2 separate regions of the Homo sapiens genome follow, and region 2 is linked to region 1. A link is a loop called in an ENCODE intact Hi-C map of the cell type or tissue named here. Cell type or tissue: heart right ventricle. All regions are shown on one strand. Links, peaks and the distances in the headings refer to the core of each region. The heading gives the core; the rest is flanking DNA. Region 1 overlaps TMEM72-AS1 (TMEM72 antisense RNA 1). Region 2 holds the start of LOC124902530.

Region 1 (11,518 bases), core at 1,815-9,814:
ATGAGATAACATCCACATTTCCCACACAGGTTCGCTTTCAATGTTCAGTTGGCGTAATGATGAAGTTCATGCCCTCAATCCTTATAAAAGAGTAACCTGAAGCAACCTGGTGTTAATCAATCTGTTATTTTTCTGTTATTCTGTCCGGGTCCCATCTTATAAGAAAAGTAATGTTGAAATGAACAATGTGCTTTTTGTTCTTTCTTTTTGCTTTTTTCAGCCCTTTCTCTGTCTACAAAACCAACTTCCTCGCCCAGCTCATGGGAACACTTATTCTGTTGTATAGAATGAAGTGTTGCTTGATTCTAGAATCGTAAGTAAAGCCAATTGAGATCTTTATATCTGTTGTAATTTTGTCTTTTGACACAGTAACACGCGTGATTTAAGCCTTCAGTTTGCAGAATTTTGATAATCATTTATACCTGTTTAACTACACTCAAAACAAAATGTGAAACATTGTCAGCCTCTAAGAAGCCCCTTTCTACCCCTTTCCAATTGGCCACCAACAACCATACTTTATTTCAGTCTCTGTGGATTCATTTTGATGATTCTAGATGTAGTATAAAAGGAACCATAAAATATGTACCTTTTTGTGTCTGGCTTCTTAATTTTTTTAAATCTTCAAATATGTACTGAGTTCTTTTTTTAAATTTTATTTTTCCATAAGTTATTGGGGTACAGGTGGTATTTGGTTACATGAGTAAGTTCTTTAGTGGAGATTTGTAAGAACCTGGTGCGCCCATCACCTGAGTAGCATACGCTGCACCATATCTGTTTTCTTTTATCCCTCGCCCGTCTCCTACTCTTCCCCCCAAGTCCCCAAATTCCATTGTATCATTTCTTATGCCTTTGCGACCTAATAGCTTAGCTCCCACATATCAGTGAGAACATATGATGTTTGGGTTTTCATTCCTGAGTTACTTCACTTAGAATAATAGTATCTAATCTCATCTAGGTCATTGCAAATGCTGTTAATTCATTCCTTTTTATGTCTGAGTAGTATTCCATCATATATATATGCCAGAGATTCCTTATCCACTTGTTGATTGATGGGCATTTGGTTTGATTCCATGATTTTGCTTTTGTGAATTGTGCTGCTATAAACATGCATGTGCAAGTATCTTTTTCAAATAATGACTTCTTTTCCTCTGGTTAGATACCCAGGAGTGGGATTGCTGGATCAGATTCACACATTCAGGTTTTCATACCAGTAGTTCATTTCCTTTTATTAGACCACAATTCATTTAGCCATTCACCCATTGTTTCTAGGACTTTTTTGGCTGTTATGAAGAAAATTGCTGCAAACATTCAGGTACAGTTCTCTTTTGTAGACACAGGCTCGTATTTCTTCAGGGGTGAATACGCACAAGTGGGATTGCTGAGTCACAGGGCTGATGGACATTTAGCTTGACAGAAACTAGGAGCTGTGCTCTGATGTGGGGGCGCCCCTGCAGGACCCTGATGCTCACTGAGAGCCAATGCCTTGAGAGTCAGCCAGGTGAACCCAGCTCTGCCTGCGTGGCAAAATGAGAAATATATATTTGGTCTTTGAACCTAGATCTGGCAGAGAGCTCCTAAAACTCTTGGAATTTCCTGAGTGACAGGAATGTTTTCTTTTGTTTTTCATAATGAGCCCCTTTGACTATACCCAAGTTTATTCCAAGGAGGCAATGCCTGGCAGGCCCCGAGACAGCCTCAGGATGGAGCTGGTTGCCAGAGGGACTGGCCACAGGATTAGAGGGTGGGAACTTGCAGCCTGTCTGCTGACCTTCCGGGAAGGAGGAGGATCTGGAGATGGAGTGCAGTCACCAATGGCTGATGATTTAATCATGATGCCTACATAACAAAACTTCAGTAAAATATCGGAAGCAGGAGGCTAATGGAGCTTCAGGGCTGGGGGACACGTAGGTGCACCCAGAGAGGGTGTGAGAGCTCCGTGCACTGACTCCCCATCCAGCCTGCCCGGTGCCCCCTTCCATTCATTTGTGTCTTTAGAATATGACTGTAATTATGAAGAGTGTCCTCCTGAGTCCTGTGAGTCATTCAAGTGCATTGTTAAACCTAAGGGGGAGTCATGGGCACCCCCAAATTTGTAGTTGGCCAGGCAGAAGTGTGGGTGTCCTGGGGATTGCATTTGCAGTTGGGTCTGAATGGGGGCAGTCTTGTGGGATGGAGCCTCACCCTGTGGGGGCTGAGTAACTCTAGGTGTTCAGTGTCAGAATGGAATTGAATTGTTTGACATGCAGTTGGTGTCAGAGAATTGGTATTGGAAAGATGTAATGGCGTTATGAAAACCACATGGGCTCATTCTTAGCACCCTTCCACTGTCCATTTTTTTCTGTGCCCGTTGTTTTCTGAGCTGCCCTTTGAATGACAGGACCTGCTTGTGTTGGGACAGAAGAGTGGTGAGAAAGACCTCCTCGGAGGCCTGGGGCATGTGTGATGCTCCAGTGAAAACAACAGAATCAGGGTGTGAGCAGGCATCTCCGTGGATTTGCCAGACGCAATTTACCAATCTTCTCAGCACAGACTCTTACAAAGACTGCATTCCTGACTATGTCACAGAGCCCAGGAGGGCAGGCAGAAAGCATAAACCACCCGTGTGAGCAGAGGAAAGTGGCGTGGAGAAGTCGTGTAAGAACCCTTTAATGGATATGTAAATGGCATCAGTGAGGGAGACTAAATGGCAGTGGAGTGTTGCTTAGAGGCGTTTTATGCATTTTATGATGTTTTGTGCATTTGAAAATACTGGTAACAGGAAGAGAGGGACCCTATCACAATTCTGGTCTCTCATTATTTGTACATAATAAGCATATCCATTATCGTTATTTAGACCACTTGCTAGTCTGAATTTTTCCAGAAATGATGTTTTCCCAGAATGTCTAGGACTTCCTCTCTCATACTGAGTTGTTGAGCTTGGAGTCTGCTGCAGGTTAGAGTCTGAAGCCAAATTTGTCACGAGGTGTCTCAGCCAGAATACTGAGCTGCTCAGGGTCACCTGCCCAGGAAAGCAGCCAGGGAATTCCTGGGCATTGAGACCACACGGGAACGTGAGCATCTATTGCTAGAGAGCTGTGCAGTGTGGGACAGGCAGTCCGAAGATTTTTGAAAGAAGCAGCTGCACACATTGTCTGTTTCACCACTCATGGGCAGGTGGAAAGCTGAGCCTGGAGAGGTAAAGTTGTTGGCTGGCCACAGGCAGGGGAGGGGGAACCTGCTCCCTTGGGCCTTTGTTGCTGTGCTGGGTGAAGGTTGTGGAGAAGCCTTGCCTCTAGAAAGAGAGGACAGGAAGAGAGCAGTGATGCCTTAGGAAAAGAAAAAACTGCAAGTTACTGAGCACTGACCACGGGCCAACACCTGTCAGTGCTTGATGTCAGCCACAGCCCTGAGGGACAAGGGCATGGAGCCTGGGTCCGTGAAGTGAGCTCTCTCTCTAAGGTTGGAGGTGAAGCGAGGGGGCATGTGCAGTGTGAACTGGGGGCTCTGACTGCAAGTGCTGTCCACCATTGGATCCAGGTGGCTGGGCATACTCTCACTGTCCAGACGATGACTGGATTCGGGGGTCTTTTCTGGTGCCAGATTTCCAGTGTGTGTCGGCAGCTCTGGTTTTTGTTGGTCCCTTATCACCAAAGACCACTTCCCCTTTGCCCTTGTGGGGGATGTGAAGGGTGGCCCTGAATCACGCACTTCCACTTCCTCTGGTCTTCGCTGGAGCTCTGAAAAGGTGTGAACACCAAACACTACTATTCTGGGCTGATGGCGTTCAATCTGGCCTTCTGTGCACCTGGAGCATGGGCAGCTCATCTTGGTCTCGCTGATGGCACTGTTTTCCAGTGGCTGAAGGAGCAGGTGATGCTCTGTTTTGCATGTTCTGTGCTTTCTGCAGACTCCCCTGGTCACACTTGGGCCTGGGAGCTGCATGGTCACCCAGACAGGGCATGTCTCAGCCTGCCAGCCTTGGAAGGAAACATCCCCAACCCATCAGTGAGTCCTTGCCGCATCCTATGACCTTCCGGGTCCCAGGGCCCAGAGCACACCTGCCTCTCATGAGACTTTCCTCAGCTGGGATTTAAGTCTGAATTGCTTAAGAGGAAAGGAGCAGGTCCACAAGGACTCAGAGGCTACAGCAAGTGTCCAGTGAAGCTGTCACATGTGATTAAGAAGAGAAAGAAGCCTGTCCCATGTTCCGGGATGGACTGGTCTGGCTGCTTAAGGCAGCTACGCTGAATAAAATGATATGACAATGCCCCATGTCTTGAAACTTCAGCTTCCTCCTCTTCATCCGGGAGCCTCCACCCTGGTCTGAAGCTGTCCCTTCTATCCTAAGGCCTGCCTTGCCTTCAGAACCCATGGTCTGTCAGGCCTCCCGGTTCCTCATTCCCCCAGATAGAGGTGTGAGGGAGGAGCTCTTCCCACCTTCTGCAGACAGGCAGACTGAGGCTTGAGCATCTGTGGCTTGCTTTTGAGGACACAAGGGAGGTGGGGGGCCTAGCTGGAGCCAGGTCTTTAGATCACGGCTCTGGGCTTTCCGCCCACCTCACCCTGACTCCTCGTCTAGCCTCATCCCCGATTTCCCCATTAGACACCTGCTCTCTACCAGGAGACCAAGCAGGAAGGTTTCCTTAGCACCCTTGGGAAATCTTCTGTTCTTGGGGTACATTTGGAGTGATTTCCAGAACGACACCATCCCCTACCTCCTGATGTCCTCACCCAGGTGTCCCACAGGCATGTCTGTCCTTCCCTGCCCAAAAGGGACCCCACCATCTCCCCCATCAACAGCTCTTCCCTTTATTAGACCCCCACCTCTAACCCAACACCCTGATCAGAGCCTGCTGCTGAGCTTATCCACACACCTGCCTTCCAGTGGCCTCTCCTTCCTCCCAGCTCTCATCCCTCCCTTCTCTTCACTCTTGCCACGCCTCAGGCACTGATCGTTTCTTACCATGACCATTGAAACTATCTCGGACGGGTCCCCCGCTGTGGCATCCCCGCTCCACGTGGCCCTGGGTGCCTTGCCCTCTCTCACTCCCAGTCTTAGGAACCTATTCTGGTAACGTGAGCGATGGGAGTGCACCGGAGTGTGTGAGTTTGCCGGTGGATTTGCAGAGGGCTGGCGAGCCAGGCCTGGAGCTGGCAGGCGTGAGGGGCTCCCTGGAAAAGACGAACCCATCTCCCCCACTTCGCTGTGTCACACCAGGTGTCCACTAGAGTTGCCAACTGTGACAGTGTCCGGAGGTAAGGAGGTGGAGCCTGCCCCAGGGTATGACCTCCCAGGATCCAGGGCAAAGGATTTGAGAGGAGAACCAGGCAATGGACAGGGTCTTTGCTAGTAAGACACAATCAGAGCTAGGAAGGTCCTGCTCATGAGTGAGTGTTCAACTGGGAGAGGGAAGGCCGGGTTGGAGGGGAAGTAAGGTAAATAAAAAAGGAAAGAAGGAAAAGAGAGAGGGAGGGAGGAAAGAAAGAAGGGAGTAAAATGGAGAAAAGGGGAGACTTTAGATTTGAGGTCGTGGCTAGACCCCAGGAAACCCAGCAGGCATGAGAAAGTCTAAAGTGGAGGGTGGGAAGGGGTTCTGGGTGGGAGGTAGTCCTGGGGAAATCCCTTGAGCTGAGGAAGCTTCGCCTGGGGAATTTGAGGGCTCGGGTGTGGACGGGAAAAGATTCTCTAAGGACGCCCCCTAGAGCAACCCTGGACATGAGGAGTGGGGGGAATGAGGCAGAACTGTCCCAGGTGCCCACAGGGCAGCAGCGTCCCCGGGACACCCTCAGACATAGGGAGTGACAGGGACGAGGGAGGATGCAAACAGCTGAGACTGTGGAGAGCCGGCTCGTTTCCAGGCGGTGTTGCTGCCTTCGCCTTGCCAATGAGGACAGTCGGACACAGGGAAGAAGGGGCTCCACCAGCAGCACCCAGCGAGCACCCGGCATGCCTGGGATTCGAGTGCAGGCCTGTCTGATTCTGTAGGGAGGAGAAAATCTTCTTTCCTCTACCCCTCTAGGTTCTCTGGCTGGGGCTCTGAAAGAGACTGACAAAGGCAGATTAACGAGAGAAAAACAGACACGAGTTTATTACCACGTGCATCACGCACACCCATGGGAACGTCCGCAGTGAGTAACTCCAAGGGGCGGCCAGAGCTCGAGCTTTCATAGCACCTCACAAGAGAATGCTTGTTTAGAGAAGTGACAAGACAGAGGAGAAGGGCTTGAGTTTCTGGGGAGGCGCAGGGCGGGAAGGCCACCCTACGGGGAGCTGAGGGAAGGGAAGGGCTTCAGTGGGACCAGGACGTGCTGTGCAGATTCCTCTGGTGCCCTCTCCAGGCTGAGGAGGGGCTCGGGTTGTGTCTGGTGATTAACTCCATCCTTCCCGGTAGAGAGGGTTGGGGGCACACCTTGACAAATTTATGTCCAGCTTTTTGGTAAATAGGTGAGGGCGGAGAGTTTCTCTTGTATCTGCTTCTTCTCAATTGCCGGCAGCTCCACTTAATCCTTATGCCAAAGTGACAGATTTTAAGGTGGCATGTTCCGCTCCCCTTCACTTGCAAAGCACTTTGCTTTCTTCCAAACTGCGTATGCTGTCTGCCTGAATACCGATCTTCCTGCAGCTCAGCCAGGCTGAGGCAGGCGGATCCAACCCCAGCGCGGTGCTTCACGGACATGTGCGCATGCGCACTGGCAGAGAGCTGCTGCGGCACAGGGACTTTTCCTCTCTGCTCCTCCAACGCCTCATCTCTGCCATTGGGTGGTGAGCGAGGAGGCCTCCCCTCCACCTCCAAGCGGCCTTTTCCCCTCCCCAGGCTGCCCCCTCCCAGGTTCCACGCCTTCCCAGCTGTTGACTGCAGGAATGGGTCCCTGACCTGGCTGAGAGGCATGATCACAAGGGTTTGTTCTGTTTTCCAGCACTGCCCTTAACTCAAACCTTGCTGTGCAGCATCTAATTTTGGCTTTCTGACACCCTTCTTTAAAAAAAAAAATTAAATTAAGAAAATGGATACATATTTGTACATATCTATGAGGTACACGTGAAATTTTGTTACATGCGTGTAACATGTAATGTTCAGGCCAGAGTATTGGGGTGTCCATCACCTGGAGCATTTATCATTTCTCTATGTTAGGAACATTAAAAGTCCTCTCTCAGCTATTTTGAAATATACAGGCCTGGCGTGGTGGTTCATGCCTATAATCCCAGCACTTTGGGAGGCTGAGGCGGGCGGATTGCCTGAGGTCAGGAGTTCGAGACCAGCCTGGCTAACATGGTGAAGCCTCATCTCTACTAAAAAAATATATAAAAATGAGCCGGGCATGGTGGTGCACACCTGTGGTCCCAGCTACTGGGGAGGCTGAGGCAGGAGAATTGCTTCAGCCTGGGAGGTGGAGGTTGCAGTGAGCAGAGATTGCACCACTGCACTCCAGCCTGGGAAAAAGAGCGAGACTCCATCTCAAGAAAAAAAAAAAAAAAAGAAATATACAATACATTGTCATTAACTATAGTCACTCAATGCCACTGTCTTTCCTTTCATCTCCTTTCCAGGCCTGACTCCATTTGTCCCACTTTCCAATATTCCATGTGGATAGCCTAGAACCATCTAAGAGATAAGGCACCCAGATCGCAAACCACAGGACTCGGAATTCTCTGCTTGTCTCCTAATTAGAAGCCATTGAAGAGTCAGTGGACTGAATACAAATTAACCATTAGATCAACTGAAAATGTCAAGTTTAGATGAATCTGAGTTCTCATTTAGATATTTTCTGGCTGTTGGCCCAGCCCCACAAATAAATACACATTTGAAAGTTATCCTGTTACTTTGATAAAAGAATTTGGTCTCTTACAAATGATAATTCAGCTCTCAATGTGGCTTAGGTGAACATAGTTTTGGATTTCTTCAAGTAAGATATATGAGCACAGTGTGTATTATCTTTACAACAGATATCCATAATAATTATAGTAACAAAGCCATCTTTCTATATTTCTTTAAAGTTTGTTTTTTCCTTTTAAGCTCCATCCCAGGAATTTGGGCTGTAATTCAGGGACTTGTAGAACCTCACAGTGAGAGAGGAGTGAAGTCCTGTCTGCTTGGATTTATTGCTGTCTTGATTAATGAGAATTGCTAGCTTTTCCTTACTTTTGGAAGGAGGCTGGGAAATGCAAACTTCCCACCTGCCCTTGAAGGAGAAAGGAATCTGGACTGGATACAAAGAAGCTGGTGAGGAGCATTTATCCTGCAGTCCCTGCTAGGTGCAGGGTGCTGGAGCCTGGAGACCGGAGACAGGGGCAGCACCCCGATGGTCGTATACCTGCCAGCCCTGCTGGAGGGGGCGATTAGGGCAGAAGTCTTTCCACTGAGAAGCGGACTGTGCACTGTTGTGGACTGAGCTGATAGGTACCGAGCTTTTGGACACTGTGCTGCTGGAGCAGGGTGGGGGATACAGGGGGAGTGAAAGGAACCAGCCCCCTCAGCAGGCCTGGAAAGACGAGGTGGGTGCCCAGACCCAGTAGGTTGTTGCTCTGCTGGCCCATACTGTAGCAGTGACTTGGCTTGGTAGACCTGGGAGGCCATTGTGTTTTTATACTTACCACAATTCATGCATGGTCTGCCCAATGTGTGGGGTTAGTTCTGCCCGTTGATTCTCTTCCTCTTGTTTCATGGTACCCTTACTGTAAGGGGAGTGACCAGAACTGGCCACACAGTGGGCATCTTCTAGGCACTGTCCTGGCCAGGAGGACAAGGCCGCCTTTTGCACTGGTTCCCCTGTCAGGTCAGGCCTTGGCCCACCACCTGTGCCTTCCATGTCCTCCTTCCTGTACACTCACGCACCCCTCCCCTGGTAACCATGTTGCCTTTACACCCATGAGCCCTGCTGTGGTGCCCTTGCCAGGCACAGTGAGAAACACAAGGGTGACCTGTAGACGAACTGGGCTGATATGGGTGGATCAAGGCCCAGAGCTGTTGTATAGACGCGTCAGAAATACATGCGTATGAGAAGGGAGAGTAATGAGAAGAACCTCATTCACTGGCGAGTGGGGAGGAAGGTGCTGGCAAGAGCCTGGTATGGAGCTCAGACTAGAGGTGGACCAGCCTTGTCTTTAGAGCTGTATGAAAGCTCGAAAGCTGCCCCCACCCCAACTCATTCACCCAGTCACAAAGATAGGTGACCTGTCATCAGATGGCTTCTGTTTCCCGCTAACAGTCTAGTAACACAGATGAGCCCATTCTCCTTAGCACCATTCTCTCCACCACCAACACTTACTGGTCACCTCTGGATACTGGAAGGAAGAGGTGAACTGGAAAGACAAGACCACTCTCTGCCCTCAAGATGGGGCTGTGTCTAGCTAAGTGAGATGTGTGTGTGTGTGTGTGTGTGTGTGTGTGTGTGTATACACATATATGTATAAAGACAACCATATTTATTTGTCTATATGGGACTACATCTCTGCATAAACACTACCATATGCAGGCTCTGAGGTCAAAGTTCATCCTTACCTCAGCTAGACAGGAGGATCCAGCATTTTCTAATTAATAAAATACCTCACAGCTTTCCTTATCCTGCTGTAGTTGGACATGGAATTCTTTTGGTTATTCTGCTTAGGAAAAGTAGCCTCTGCATTAAATGCCAAGCTCTGTAGGGGAGCAAAGCCTATGCTTTGCTTAACACATAGAATGGAATTGCATTAATGTGAGAAAGCATTTCGAAAATGATGGAGTCTGTAGAGATGCTAGGAATTGTTTTCATGATCATTACCTGAAGCTTCATCCTAAAATGTGCTGACTCTTAATTTAAGTATATGCAACCCAAAGTTATCTAGGCCTGTCAGCCTCAGCCTTAAGCTCTAGTCTTAGCACTGTGATGCATGAAGAGAAATGTAATTTCTACTCCAAAAGTGTTTTAAGATAACATAAGATTGGCCGAGCGCAGTGGCTCACGCCTGTAATCCCAGCACTTTGGGAGGCAGAGGCAGGAGGATAACGAGGTCAGGAGATCGAGACCATCCTGGCTAACATGATGAAACTCTGTCTCTACTAAAAATACAAAAAAAAAAAAAAAAAAATTAGCCGGGCATGGTGGCAGGAACCTGTAGTCCCAGCTACTCAGGAGGCTGAGGCAGGAGAATGGCGTGAACTTGGGAGGCGGAACTTGCAGTGAGCCGAGATCGCACCACTGCATTCCAGCCTGGGTGACAGAGTGAGACTCTGTCTCAAAAAAAAAAAGAAAAAAAAAAGATAACATAAGACTTTAATTAAGTCTTTGGAGGGCTGGCATATCAGGGGTGCGACACACAGCAGAAGATTTCCAAAAATCCTCACACATGTGCGCCACTGTCCTTGTCAGCATGGCCTTCTCCTCACCCTTTCATGGGCCACAGTCCCTCTTCTGGCCTCCCCTAAAAGCTCTGGCAGGCCCTCTTTCATGACCACTTCCCATCTACCTCTTCTTATAGCTCTCCTGGTGCCCTGAAGTGACACCTTAGCACAGGGTGAGCCTCCTTGGCATCCTTCAACACCACAAACAATTCAGGACCAGGCTTCCACTGACAGGTGGGGAAAGGTGCTGAGTACTTTATGCCATATTGTTGCCTTTGTGACATACTCTATAAAAGCCACTCAAGTTGGGTCTAAAGTCTTCTTTGATTTGCATGAACTGTAGGTATTAACAGTGGGGGAAGCTGCACCTTAATAACTCTTGGTGAGGGGTCCCCTGTGGAGTCCACCAGGCATGGGAATTTAGCCTCACTTACTGATGAGGAACTGAAGAGTCAGAGGGGCGATTTGACTTGCCCAGATCACAGAGCTCTTAAGGGGGCACAGTCTGGTCTTAAACTCAGTTCTTCTGGCTTCGAGTTGAAGGTCATGTCCACAAACTCCCAGAGCAAGAACTGAGTCTCAACTCTGACCTTTGGATTGTGCGTGCTACACCAGGAATCACAGCTTCACAGGGAATAAATGTAGACTTGTTTCATTGCACAAACTGGTGGCATTTCTACCAGTCATAGTGACTGAGAGATGAGCAGTGCTTTGGCACTCTAACTGGGTGACCCTCATCTCCCTTGTGCCACCTGAGCCCACCCAGGGGAACACTCCCATCCAGCTATCCTGGTCAGGGCTGCATTGAAACCACTGGTTCCTCCAGGACCCAAAGCCGCTTTTCTGGATGGAATGTAAATCATTCCTACCTGGGGCCCTGCCAAGCCTTGGCAGGATTCAATGTGACATTCAGTTCCAGATTAATCCAAGTTGGAACAGTTTTGCTGAAGGTTTAGAGACCTTCAATTTATTTATCTTCTGAAACCCTGAAACAGCTTTAATAACATAGCTTTGGATTTCTGCAAGTGAGATGTATGGGCTCAATAAGTATTATTTTTACAACAGATATCCATAATCATTATAGTAACAAAGGCACCTTCCTATATTTCTTTAAAGTTTGTTTCTTTCTTTTAAGCTTTGTCCCAGGAATGGGGTCTGTAATTCAGGGACCTGTAGAAGTTCACAGTGTGAGAGGAATGAAGTGTCCAATCTGCAATCTG
Region 2 (11,518 bases), core at 2,010-10,009, 110 kb before region 1:
TGCTGCCCACCACTGCACCTGGCAAGGATATCCCGCTGCCCCTCCGCAGCTGCAAGGCACCTGCGTCCTACACACCCGGGACACATTTTGCAGGGCTGGTTCCTCCACAAATCATCTGGTCAGACTGGATAAGCTTTGGGCCTTGTTTCCATGGGACTAAGGGGCCAGATGTATCCTGGGTGAACCCTGGCTCTATTTTGCCAGTGGGAAGGTCTTTATTCCATTTTCTGGTAAACATTCCAATCCGGTAGCATATGGTTATCACCAAAGAAAAACAAGATGTTTTTGATCCCTTCTGGTAATTTGTTCTGGGCAAACAAACTTGTTTTTCCTGAGTCCAGTCCTTTTGCAATCATGCTGATTTCATCCTGTGCTGTTTATTATTCTCTCTGGTTCTTGAGGCCTGGCCTGGCAAGACAGTCCTATTTTAGGAGACAACACTCTCCCATAGCAATCTTTGCTTTATCTTCGGATACGTTTATTACCTGAGACACTAGGTAGCCAATGGGGCATATGAGAAATACCCTAAGCTCTATGTAGAAAGAAAGCGGGAGCTCCCCACAGGAACCAGTAGGAAACCACAGAGACCAGCCTCTAACGTTTGAAATTATGGGGTTGAGGTGAGCTGAATTTGCAGCTTTTCAGATTGCCTCTGAACAGCAAATATGATGTTGATTTAGAAAAAAAGGTGTGAACTCCTCAGCTGATTGCAGAAGTGTACCTTTTCCCTTTTTCTGAGCCACTTGCTAGTGATTTTTCTGACCCATAACGTTCAGAAATTAGATTGATAACACCTACTTTAAAAGTGAACTTATCCGAAAAGGCCTTAAATAATATTGTAATAACTTTCAAAAGCAAACCAACCAACCAAACAGGCTGGTACTTAGGGAGGGTCTCCTGCTCCACTGGCTTCCTGTGTGCCAGGACCTGGCCTGCTCCTAGCTGGCAGGTGCATCTTGGCCTGTGACGCCACATGCACTTCTTAGCCAACTCTGCCTTGGCCTCCACCTCACTCCCAGGAGCTTTGCCGGTTCGTTGCTCAGCTGATCTCTTGACCCTTCCAGTGTCTGGCCTTCTTCTCCTGATGAGAAGACCCCTAGACACAGGACAGACTGGCTCCATCTTTGTGCCTCCAGGGCTGAGCACAGGCCTGGCACAAGGCAGTCACTCAGTTACAGCTGAACAATGGGACAGGAGCTGTCCTCCACCTGAGATTGTAAATAATAGCTTGGGAGTACAATTACCTGGGAGCTCCTGTTTGATTTGTTTTGTACCCTCTCCTAGGCCCTGCTTCCATCCCACCTGAGCCCCTGGCCTGGAAGATTCTTGGGGCCCTCCTGATGCTAAGATTCTGTGACTCGGGGTGACTCTATTGCTCATCATCCAGGTCACCTCTAGGCTCCCACCAGTGACGCCTGCGTGTTCCATGGCAGCCTCTCCTCAGGCTCCACCCTAGTCCCCAGGGCATGCACAGAAATGAAGGAGTCATGTCGGCTCCTAGAGCAGCGAGTTGTGGCTCTTCTGCCAAACATGGCCACACATCCTTTAGGATAAGAGTTTCAGAAGTTAGAGCCGGGGGTCAGGGTGGATGCACAGAAAGCAAAAAAAAAAAAAAAAGCTTGGTTCTCACTTCTTCAGTTCAATACAGCACACCTTTATTGAGCACCTAAGGATCTATGCTGCCAGAGGAGGGCAGAGTCGACAAAACAGTGGGCAGGCCTCCCCTGCAGCTCTCTGTGTCTGTGATGATGGAGCTGGGTTGGGGAAATCCTGCTGTGACATTTGCCCTGACGCAGTTCCGCACAGCATGGTGGCTTCCAAGCTATGCTCTTGATGGGCACCCGTAAGGAGCTTCTACATGCATTAGAGATGGAGCCTCTCCTATCTTTGCAAGCCTTTGTGGTTCTTCCCTTTAAATCTGCCATCCACGGACCTCAACAGGAGAATAATTTGGTCTTCAGTTTGCTCTGTTTTAGACAAATACTTCACATGACTGATGTAAACTGTTGCATAGTTTCGCAAAGGCTTTCTCATTCATTCCTGAAATTCTCCATCAGTCACAAACACAAATTGTTCAGTATCTGGGGAATTCAAAGCCCTTTCCTCAAAACAGACATTTCTCCTTATCATTCTTCCTTCAGGGGAAGTATTGAAAGTCATTGAAAGTCATCCCCACCCACTAGAGGAGAGAAACGCAAGCCCAGAAAAGGCAAGAGGTACACAGGCATCCACGGGACAGTGGTGATGGGGCTGAGCACTGCCTTCCAGAGCTGCTGCTGGGCATTGAGCGGGCAGCACCCTCTCAATGCCATGTGGACCCTCCTCAATGTGATTGAATGACCGTGTTTCTTGCAGCAAGCTCCTTGTAAGAATCGCTTTAGGTCTCTCTGATGAAGTAAAGATTGATTTCTGCAGAGAAAGTGAGATACTTGTGGCCTTATTCCTGGTCTCACCTCTGTGTTGGGGCTGAGCTGTGCGAGGCTCACAGGGTGATATTGGAGGCTTAGAAGCCGGGGACACTGTGGCAAGGTGATGGCTGAAAGCAGGCTAGATCTCATACCTGCTGGCAGGCCCTGCTTTTCCCAGCAGCATTCCTGTGGGGCAGCGTGATATGAGGGCAGACAAGAATCTCATATGAAGGAAGAGGACAGGGGCTTGTGGACCCACAGGGGCTCTGGGACAGGCAATGTGCAAGCAGATGAAGCCTAAGCCGCAGGGGCTGGGCCAGCACTGCTCTCCAGTGCAGGAGAGGCATGGTGTGGACAGGGCTGGCCACACAGATCTGACCCAGCAAGTTCCTGGCCCCTCAGGCCTGGGTCGGCTTCCTGTGGGTGCTCATCTTGGAGCCAAGAGCTGGCTGTGGGAATCATGGTGCTCAGGCTTCAGAGAGGTAGACACACAGGCACTCGATTCGTCAGGCGGTGGCCATCAGTCAATGTGACCGGCCGGGGCCAGCAACCAGGGCTCAGTGTACACCTGCCACTGCTGGGGACTTTGGAAGAGGCAGGTGTTGGCCAGTTACTTGGCCTCCACCAGCTGCTCCAGGCGCTGCAGCATCGTCAGACGCAGGGCTTGGAACCTGGAGGGAGACATCGCCAAGAGGACTCACTGAGGCCAGACAGGGCAGGGAGGTGGGCAGCAGAGCAAGGGACCTGCAGATGGCCAGCTCAGGAGATCCCTGCAGCAGCCTCATCTCTCCTCTGCCAAGGAGGGGGAAGGCTGTGGCCTGCGCCTCATGAGGTGCAGTCAAACCAGGCTGTGGACTGCACAGAGCATCAGAGCAGAGTGTTGTCATTTCTATTGCAGACTCTAATACAGACAACAGCACACTGGAGTGGACAGGGCGGTAGAGCAGAGATCGGGAAGCCCATGTTTCAGCCCAGATTCTGCCATAACCTATGCGGCAACCTTCCTTGTGCTGGGCCTCAGCGTCCACTCTGTACGTTGAGTGGACCCACTAGTTGCCCCCCAGATCCCTTTCAGCTCTCAAATCTTACGGGGTCAGGACTGACTGCAGAATGGAAGATTCCCTCTGACTTTGGTCTCCTCTGCCTGTTTGGGGTCTGGCTGCACAGACAGGAGCCTGTGGAGGATGTGGCTTTCCACGGGTCATTCAACCAGAGGCTAACATCCATCCTTTCCCCACACACCCCAGGCCCTCTCAGTGAGCTCCTGCCCTTTCCTTCCTAGCTGCCTCCCCACCAGCCCTGGTGGGGTGCCCTCCACAAGTCCTGGACCACACTTCACTTTGCTGAGGGGGAGACGTCATTGGGACTACAGCCTGGCTAACTCATGCATCCGGACCCTGGCGTGGTGTCCCCAGGAGCTGGCAGGTGAGACCTGCTCACCTTTTCATTGAACTAGCCCTCTGCACCTGAAAACATCGGCTGAGGCTGGGAGTTCCAGCATCTGCCACTTTGGGGAAGGCTCAGAATTCCCACTAGGACAAAAGGCCCTAATCAGGCCAAGTCTGCCTCAGCATGCCTGCTCCTTGGAGCCACATCACCAGCAGAACTCAGAAGCTTGACCCAGCGCCCACTTGGGTTCCTGCCTGACTTTCCTGCCAGGTGTTCTGCAGCTCATGCCTGCGCTGGTGAGGATGCCAAGACTGGATGGGTGATCGGGGCTGTGTCCCACTGTTTTGGCAAGCTGTCACCCCAGCGTGGTGGCAATACCGAGCAGGGGGCCAGAGGGTGATGCTGGGGAGCTAGGGTTAGCAGGCCTTCCCGTACCAGGGTACTGGTGCCCATGGAGGAGAGAGACCTCCCAGCCGGCACTGGTGCTGTGCTTTGCAGACCTGCCCTGATGTTCAGGACCCATGACTGTCTGTTTAAGTGCTGCTTACTTCATGGTCAGTTTGATTATTTCTCTTTCTTCCTCTTCTTTTAATTTTTCAACAAAACTGTCCAGCACCGGCATTTCAAACTTAATGTACTGAGCGACCTAGAAAATCCAAGAACATTTTAATGTGCTTTAAATTCGAAGCCAAAAGTATGTTTTCTTTTCCTCAAGGCTTCCATAGTGGCCCATCCAGCCAACATCTTGTATCCACAGAAGGAGCTGCCGCTTTTCCCACCCCACCCCCACACTGCTGTGTTGTGTACAGATGCCAGGACGGGAGCCTATTACTATCTCAAAGGCAACTGTTATCCCTGGGAGGAAATATTAAACTGAATATTAGGAAGAGCATTCAGTACAGCAGCATTGTCACATTGGGTGCCCTCTGGGCTAGGGGGTAGGGAGGTGGGAGCACCATTGTTTCTAACAATGGAATGCAATTGCAGCAGCCTGAGGGATACGGGGTCACTAGGCCTCCTACTTGAGGTTCAAACCCTGTAAGCATCTTCTATGCAGAGGAGTTTGGAAATGCACTCACTGTCTGGTCAGAACTCAGGCTGTTGGTAAGACTTAAATATCTCCCTGTTTTCCACAGGTGCGAGGTAGGGCCTAGTTAAAAAGCCTTTGCATAGGTCTCTCACATAATGACAACAAAATACATTCCAATGAAGGAAAAGACTTTACTTCCCTAGAGGAAAAGGACAGGCCATGGTTTTATAGGACCCAAATTCTTCTTTCCCCTAAGCTGCTGGTGCTGGCGGTCACTGATGGGAGAGGGAGGGCTGGCGCCTCCCTGTGCTAGGCTGGGAGCCCTTTGGGAGAGTGTGGAGCTCCTGGAGACATCAACTGACAGGGCTCTGGCCAGGAGTCCTTGGGAGGCCCCGTCACCCAAGAACCCCTCACCCTAGAGCAGGCCTCCCCAGCCTTGGCCCCCACTCACTTCATGGGGGACTTCCACGCCCAAGTCAGCTTCCATCAGGAAGATCCTGGCGATCTTCTCACATGGCCCATGCAGGATTCTGGAAATCAGCGGGTACTCGCAGTCTTTTAATTTTGTCCGCTCTGAAAAAGAAGGTGGTTTACAAAAATCACGGGAGATTAGGATCACCTCTGTCTGTTCCAGATTAGGAACTGATAGAAAATGTGCGTCTAGGGGCGCAGGGAACCCTAAGAACACAGACCTCGCTAACAGCGCTGCCCTGAGAGATTCCTGCTCATGCAGAAGGGAGGCAGAACAGGGCCCCCAGATCTGCCACTTTGGCATAAGGATTAAGTGGAGCGGCTGGCAATTGAGAAGAAGAAGATACAAGTGAGGCTCTTTGCCCTCCCCTATTTGCCAAAAAGCAGGACATAAATTTGTCAAGGTGTGCCCCCGTCCCTCTCTAGGCAATGATGGAGTTAATCACCAGAGACAACCCGAGCCCCTCCTCAGCCTGGAGAGGGCACCAGAGGAACCTGCACAGCACGTCCCGCTGAAGCCCTTCCCTTCCCGCAGCTCCCCGTGCGGTGACCTTCCCACCCTTCGCCTCCCCAGAAACTCAGGCCCTTCTCCTCTGTCTTGTCACTTCTCTAAAAACTTACTGCTCTTTTGTGAATATGCTATTTAAGCCCAAATTCTGACCATTCATCCCTGGATATTCCAAAGGGCATGCATGATGCAAGTGTTAACAAACTTCTGTTTGTTCTTCTCCTTAATCTGTCTTTTGTTAATCTAAATACAGGGCCCCAGCCAGTGAACCTAAATGGGTAGAAAGAGAAGATAATTTTCCTCCCCTACAGTGTCATTCAGCAAAGGTGCAGCTTGAAGAGAAACAAGATCTGAGGGGTGGGAGAAAGGAAAGCTGAGACGGGAGGGCCAGGGCCTGATGCACTGCGACACGCACCCCACCCTTCCTGACTCGGCGCCAAGGAGCTAGGTACCCACCCATCCATTTCTCTGGAAGAGGCGGAGAGGGAGGCTTCCTATAGCTTGGTGGGATTCTCCTTCAGAATCCTGAAAGAATTAAACTTAATGTACTGAGCGACCTAGAAAATCCAAGGACATTTTAATGTGCTTTAAATTCGAAGCCAAAAGTATGTTTTCTTTTCCTCAAGGCTTCCATAGTGTGCCTGGGTTTGGGTGGGGGAGAAATGTTCATGCTGGGAGGCACAGTGTGCCCTAGCCCACTAGGCAAGCCAGCACGGAGCCCATCTGGAAGGGAGTACAGTCAGTGGTTGGTGGGGAGGGGGCTTGCTGAACAGGTAGAGACCTTTTGCTTTTACGATCCAGAAGTGGGGCAGGTACTTACCCCCAGACTCGTGAACGATGTAGAGTGCGAACTCACTGGGGCCATCTTCCACCTGCACAGGCAGTCACAGGAAGTCAGATCACGGTGCTTGGAGATGGGAGAGAACTGAGAGGGTCCCCTGACAGTAACTACACCCCCAGTAACACACACGCAAGTTGCAAGGAACCTGTCCTCTCCCAACCTCCTCTTGCTTGAAATCCGAGAAACCAAAGCTCAGCAGAGGGACCCTTGCTAGACCTTCTGCCCAGGCAGCTTCTGCCACGGGCAGCTTTCCCCAGAACCCCACCCCCAACAGAATAGCAGACCACTGGCATCCTGGGGCAAGGCTGCTCCTGACCAGGCTTACCCTAAATTTGTTCAGCAGCAGGGTGAGCACCTGCAGGGTTGTCATGGTGCTGTTGACCCTCACATTGGTCACGGATCCATAGGCTGGAGTAAACACGGAGGTCTGTACCAGGAAGGGAGAGAAGTTCAGGTCAGGCCCAGAGGGGACAAGGGACTGACATCACAACGGTGAACAGACCAAGGCAGCAGGTGACGCTGAGATCTGGGAACACCTGCACCTGTCCATTCACGCTGATGCACACATAAGCTGTTCCCAGACCTGGGAGACACTCCGGGAAGCTGTAGTAGTGCACTCCTTCCAGAGGCCTAAGGAAGATGTCTACACACCCAGAAGGGCCAGCTCTCTGGACCCGAGGAACCAGGGCCATGGAAGTCATTCACAAGGGTGGGGGAATCAGTCTCTCCATCACTCTTTCTATTGATTAAGTCACCAGTTGTCTGTTGATTCTAAGGCTGAAAGTTACCCAATCTGTCTCCTCCTCTTCATTCTCCCAGCAGTGCCTAGTAGAGGCACTGATCACACCATATCAGCTTCCCAGCTTGTTCCCTTCTGGTCTCAGTCCCTCTAATCCGTAGTCTGCACCGCTGCCTACAGGAACGGACTTCTAAAACCCTTGCACCTCCAAGTGACGTCTAGCCCAGCTGCATCCATACAGTCTCGGCTCCCTTCCCTACCCTGCTCCATACCATCTGAATCAGAGTCTGCGTCTGTAGAACACAAGGCGAAGCGATCTGTGCAGTTCAATGTGAGAAGCACTGTTTGAAAGCGCGGGTCTAAAAGTATCTGAAGGCTTCCTGGGGACTGTGCAATAACATCTGTAGTTCTTCTCATTGTCTCGCACGTATGACACTATGGTTGCCTAACAAGCACCATGTGCTCCAGTCACAGAGCTTCTTCACAATTTGGCTGGGGGGTGGGGGGACACATTATATTTTTGCAGGTATCTTGCCTTTGCCTAAGAGACACCATATATGAAATCAACCAGGACTCTGCCTGACACATAATAGGTCCGTCCTCAATAAACCCTAGCTGTGTATTGAACCCGCTAAGATTTTACATACAATCATTGATTTAATATTCATAACAACCCTTTGAGGCAGCTATAACTAGTCCCCTTTTCTTAGAAAGGAATCAGAGGCTTTAGGAGGTTAACCAGCTTGTTCAGAGTTACCCACCTAGAAAAGACAGAGCCCTGACTCAAAGGATTCCATGATTCCTGAAAACCTACATGTTACCCCCCTGGTGCTGGTGCCTCCCAGCGAATGTGACTCCTCTGCAGGTGAACCTCTCCTTGCTTTTCAAACTCAAGTTTAGATTCGCATATTCCTCCTCTGAGATCCTAGCTCTGTTTTCCCAAGGAGGTAGCTAAGGCTCAGAGAGCTCAAGGACCTATTCAGTATCCCCGCTCTGATAAGTCCAGGCACACCTGGGAGCCATTGTGAGTTCAGGTCCAGACCATCACAATGAAGCGAATATCTCAATAAAGTGAGTCACACAAATGTTTTGGTTTCCCAGGGCATATACAAGATATGTTTATACTATACTGTAGTTTCTTAAGGGTGAGACAGTACTACATCTAAAAAATATGCATGCCTTAATTAAAACTACTTTATTGCTAAAAAATCTGACACAGAGACACAAAGTGAGCACATAGTGTTGGAAAACGGCACCGATAGACTTGTTCAACACAAGGTTGCCACACACCTTCAATTTGCAGAAACCGCAGGTGCAGCAAAAAAAAAAAAAAAAGTGCACATTTTTGCAAATGGAAGGTTGCTGAACAGCAACCTTCCATTTGCAAAAATCTGCAAGGTACAGTAACAAGAAGCACAATAAAATGAAGCACGCTGTGCCAGAGTCAGACTCAACCTCGACCTGCTTCCCCCAGCTCGATTCTAGTTGAGGTGCAGAATGACTGAGTTATACAGAAAGCCAGGATTAGGATTAGGCTTTCTTGTCCAAAGAAATATGGAAGAGAGGGCCAGGTGCAGTGGCTTACGCCTGTAATCCCAGCACTTTGGTAGGCAAAGGCGGGCGGATCACGAGGTCAGGAGTTCAAGACCAGTCTGGCCAATATGGTGAAACCCTGTCTCTACAAAAAATACAAAAATTAGCCAGGCATCGTGGTGCGCACCTGTAGTCCCAGCTACTCAGGAAGCAGAAGAATCGCTTGAACCTAGGAGGTGGAGGTTGCAGTGAGCCCAGATCGTGCCACTGCACTCCAGCCTGGCTACAGAGTGAGACTCCATCTCAAATAAAAAAAGAAACATGAAACAGAGGAGTTAGGCTATTTCAAAGGGACAAAAAGTCTTGTTAACAAGACACTGTGTTTCTTCTGCACGAAGCCTTTTCTCAAGATGATACCAACCAACTCCAAGTAGGAACAAAGGCCCCCTGGCTACTTTCTTATCTCTAACCACAAATGGTTTCTCTCTAACAGAACGCATTTGAATCCAATAGGTCAGGCAGTAGAAACAGCTACAAAGTTTCACCCTGTCTGGAAATAAAACCAACATTTCTGGGAATCAGAACAGTTTTGGAAAATGACTGAGTGAAGTAATGGTGCACAGTTCTAAGAAACAAAACCTGGAACTATCTCAGAAATTCAATGCTAGGAATTATTTATTTTTTCAATTGTTGCCTCTGACTCAAGGAATCTGTCCCCTCATTTCTAAGGACATTAGTTCTGTATGGATGTTGAGCGTGGTAAGAAAGGGCTTTTTGCATAGTGCTTTTCTTTGGGACTTCCCTTACCCAGGAGGTGGGGGAGCTACTGTCCCAAATGCTTAAGACACTATTCTGTGTCCTTGAAAGCAGTACTTTTTTCTGGAAGAATGGATTCACATTGCAAGGGCAAATCTGTCACTAGGAGGAAAAGCTGCCCTCACTGGGTGACAGGCTGAGACCCCATGTTGTCTGGCTGAGTAGCTCTTCTTGATAGTGTGGTTCAGTTGGAAATGAGAGGCTGCGATGAAAACCCTCACTGTTCATTTCAAAGGCTGCAGAGTGCTCAGGACATGCAGAGAGCTCAGTGTTCCTATGACACTGGCAATCACTACAATAAGGTTTAATGTACCAGACACACCTCTTAGTGATGAATGAGACCCTTCGAGGAGAAGCGAATGTACCAATGCTAAACTCCACCATTCAGTACTTTGAATCATGGAGCAAAACATCCCTGCCCCCACCCTTTTTTTGGTAAGGAACATAGAACTGGAAAATACCTAAACCCACGCACATATTTTGGAAAATTTTTGAATAATTCCTTACACTAGCATATCAACATTTATTTGAATGCTAACAATGGGTACCCAACACATTACACACTAAACCCCTTTTGGAACAAGATTTAAAGAATACTCAAGTCATGTCATGTGTCCTTGGGCTAATCTACACCTTTGTTAATCTCTGCCTAACTTCAATCCTGGGTCCCCTTTACTCTCTCAGGAGACTCTACTTTGGAATAGTCCTGGATTTTTCCAGATTTAGCAAAGGCAACCCTATTGTCATTCATTCACTCACCACAAGCCTAGCAGGGGGTGGAAGGGAGATCCTGAGATTAAAGCAGGGTCCCTTCAGCTTGCCCAGCAGAATTCCAAAGTAGACATTCCAAAGTCCAGGGCACCCTAAGTGTGGCTTGAATGGCCCCTGGATAGCCTAACCTGGGACACCTGCTCCTTCAGATCGGACCCTGAGACCCTCCTCCTGAGCCCCCTCCCTGCCATAAGTCATCCTCTATCAAGAAGGGCAGCTGCTTCAACTGGAAATCTCGGCTTGCATTTCCCAGTGCTGAGGGAAAGATATGGCCTGTCACAAGACGCTCCATCCAGGGCCTTGCCCAGACAGCCAATCATTCTATTTACAGTAACAATCAACTTCTCCTGCTACAGTTCAGTTTGTTTATAGAATGATGTAATTTGGGGAAAGAAAGCTTTTCCTGAGGTCAGTACAATGCATCCTTGGACAAAAGGCTGTGTGCTGGGAATCTGGGGTCGTCCAGGTTCTCTGGGGCACAGACACATGTGCCCTGGGCACACCCCTGCTTAATTATTCGGTGAGAGTGATGGCTGGATACACAGTGTTCCCAGGGATCAACCAATCGAGTTCGGGGGGAAGCCTCCTAGAAAGCGCCCTCATTGAAGACACGGTCAGCGTTACTGTCTGCCCAGGGCATCCCCAGCTTACTTGCCAGAATTCTGTGTGACTTGTGAGGATGCACTGACAGTGAGCATGTGCTGGAAAATGCTTAGGTCATAAACGGGGCTGTTATGTGGATGCAACCTGGTTTTTCCTCCTGAGGGCACAGGAATGCCAGCAGCCCCCACACAGGTCATGGTGCTTGCTGTGCCTGTGCTCAGGCCTGGCTCCCCATGCGCCCAGGGGAGAGGCCAGGCTGGGGCATCACCTTATGATTGTAGAAGTGGCCGTTGATAGAGAACCGGTGTCGCCGGATGCGCTGGGCCTCACCGGGGGCGCGGCACTTGGGCCTCCTCTGGCTCATGCAACTGGCGTCGCTCTTGGTCCGCATCAGCTGGGGGGCCTCCTC

Evidence for each region. A loop is a pair of places that touch in the nucleus more often than their neighbours do. Peaks named below come from ENCODE experiments on the same cell type or tissue, not always from the same donor. Only the 100,000 strongest peaks of a DNase experiment are listed, where the experiment ranks them.
Region 2: a loop joins it to region 1, with 2.3 times the contacts of the local background. A loop is called at or near these places in 4 of 110 quality-filtered maps.

What each region holds. Positions count from the first base shown.
Region 1 is chr10:44,874,003-44,885,520 of GRCh38, reverse strand. All of the region lies in intron 2 of TMEM72-AS1 (TMEM72 antisense RNA 1), which reads left to right. Among named protein-coding and RNA genes, the nearest start is that of TMEM72, 32 kb to the left of the region's middle. RefSeq lists an enhancer at 5,541-6,467. In heart right ventricle, for the core only: a CTCF peak has its summit at 6,330 (motif pointing left); DNase peaks (open chromatin) are centred at 5,821, 6,210 and 6,660; H3K4me3 peaks cover 1,519 bases; H3K27ac peaks cover 1,318 bases.
Region 2 is chr10:44,984,830-44,996,347 of GRCh38, reverse strand. It overlaps RASSF4 (Ras association domain family member 4), which reads right to left. Exons shown (of 11, transcript NM_032023.4): 6 at 11,378-11,518; 7 at 6,973-7,074; 8 at 6,627-6,678; 9 at 5,279-5,400; 10 at 4,346-4,443; 11 at 457-3,079. The coding sequence ends at 3,019. LOC124902530 reads right to left here and starts at 2,312. Exons shown (of 3, transcript XM_047426129.1): 1 at 2,177-2,312; 2 at 1,407-1,543. The coding sequence starts at 2,312. It overlaps ZNF22-AS1 (ZNF22 antisense RNA 1), which reads left to right. Exons shown (of 4, transcript NR_126421.2): 4 at 2,142-2,416. RefSeq lists enhancers at 3,624-4,123, 4,124-4,625, 4,655-5,346. In heart right ventricle, for the core only: a CTCF peak has its summit at 5,775 (motif pointing right); DNase peaks (open chromatin) are centred at 4,087, 4,577, 5,787, 6,237 and 4 weaker places; H3K27ac peaks cover 7,613 bases.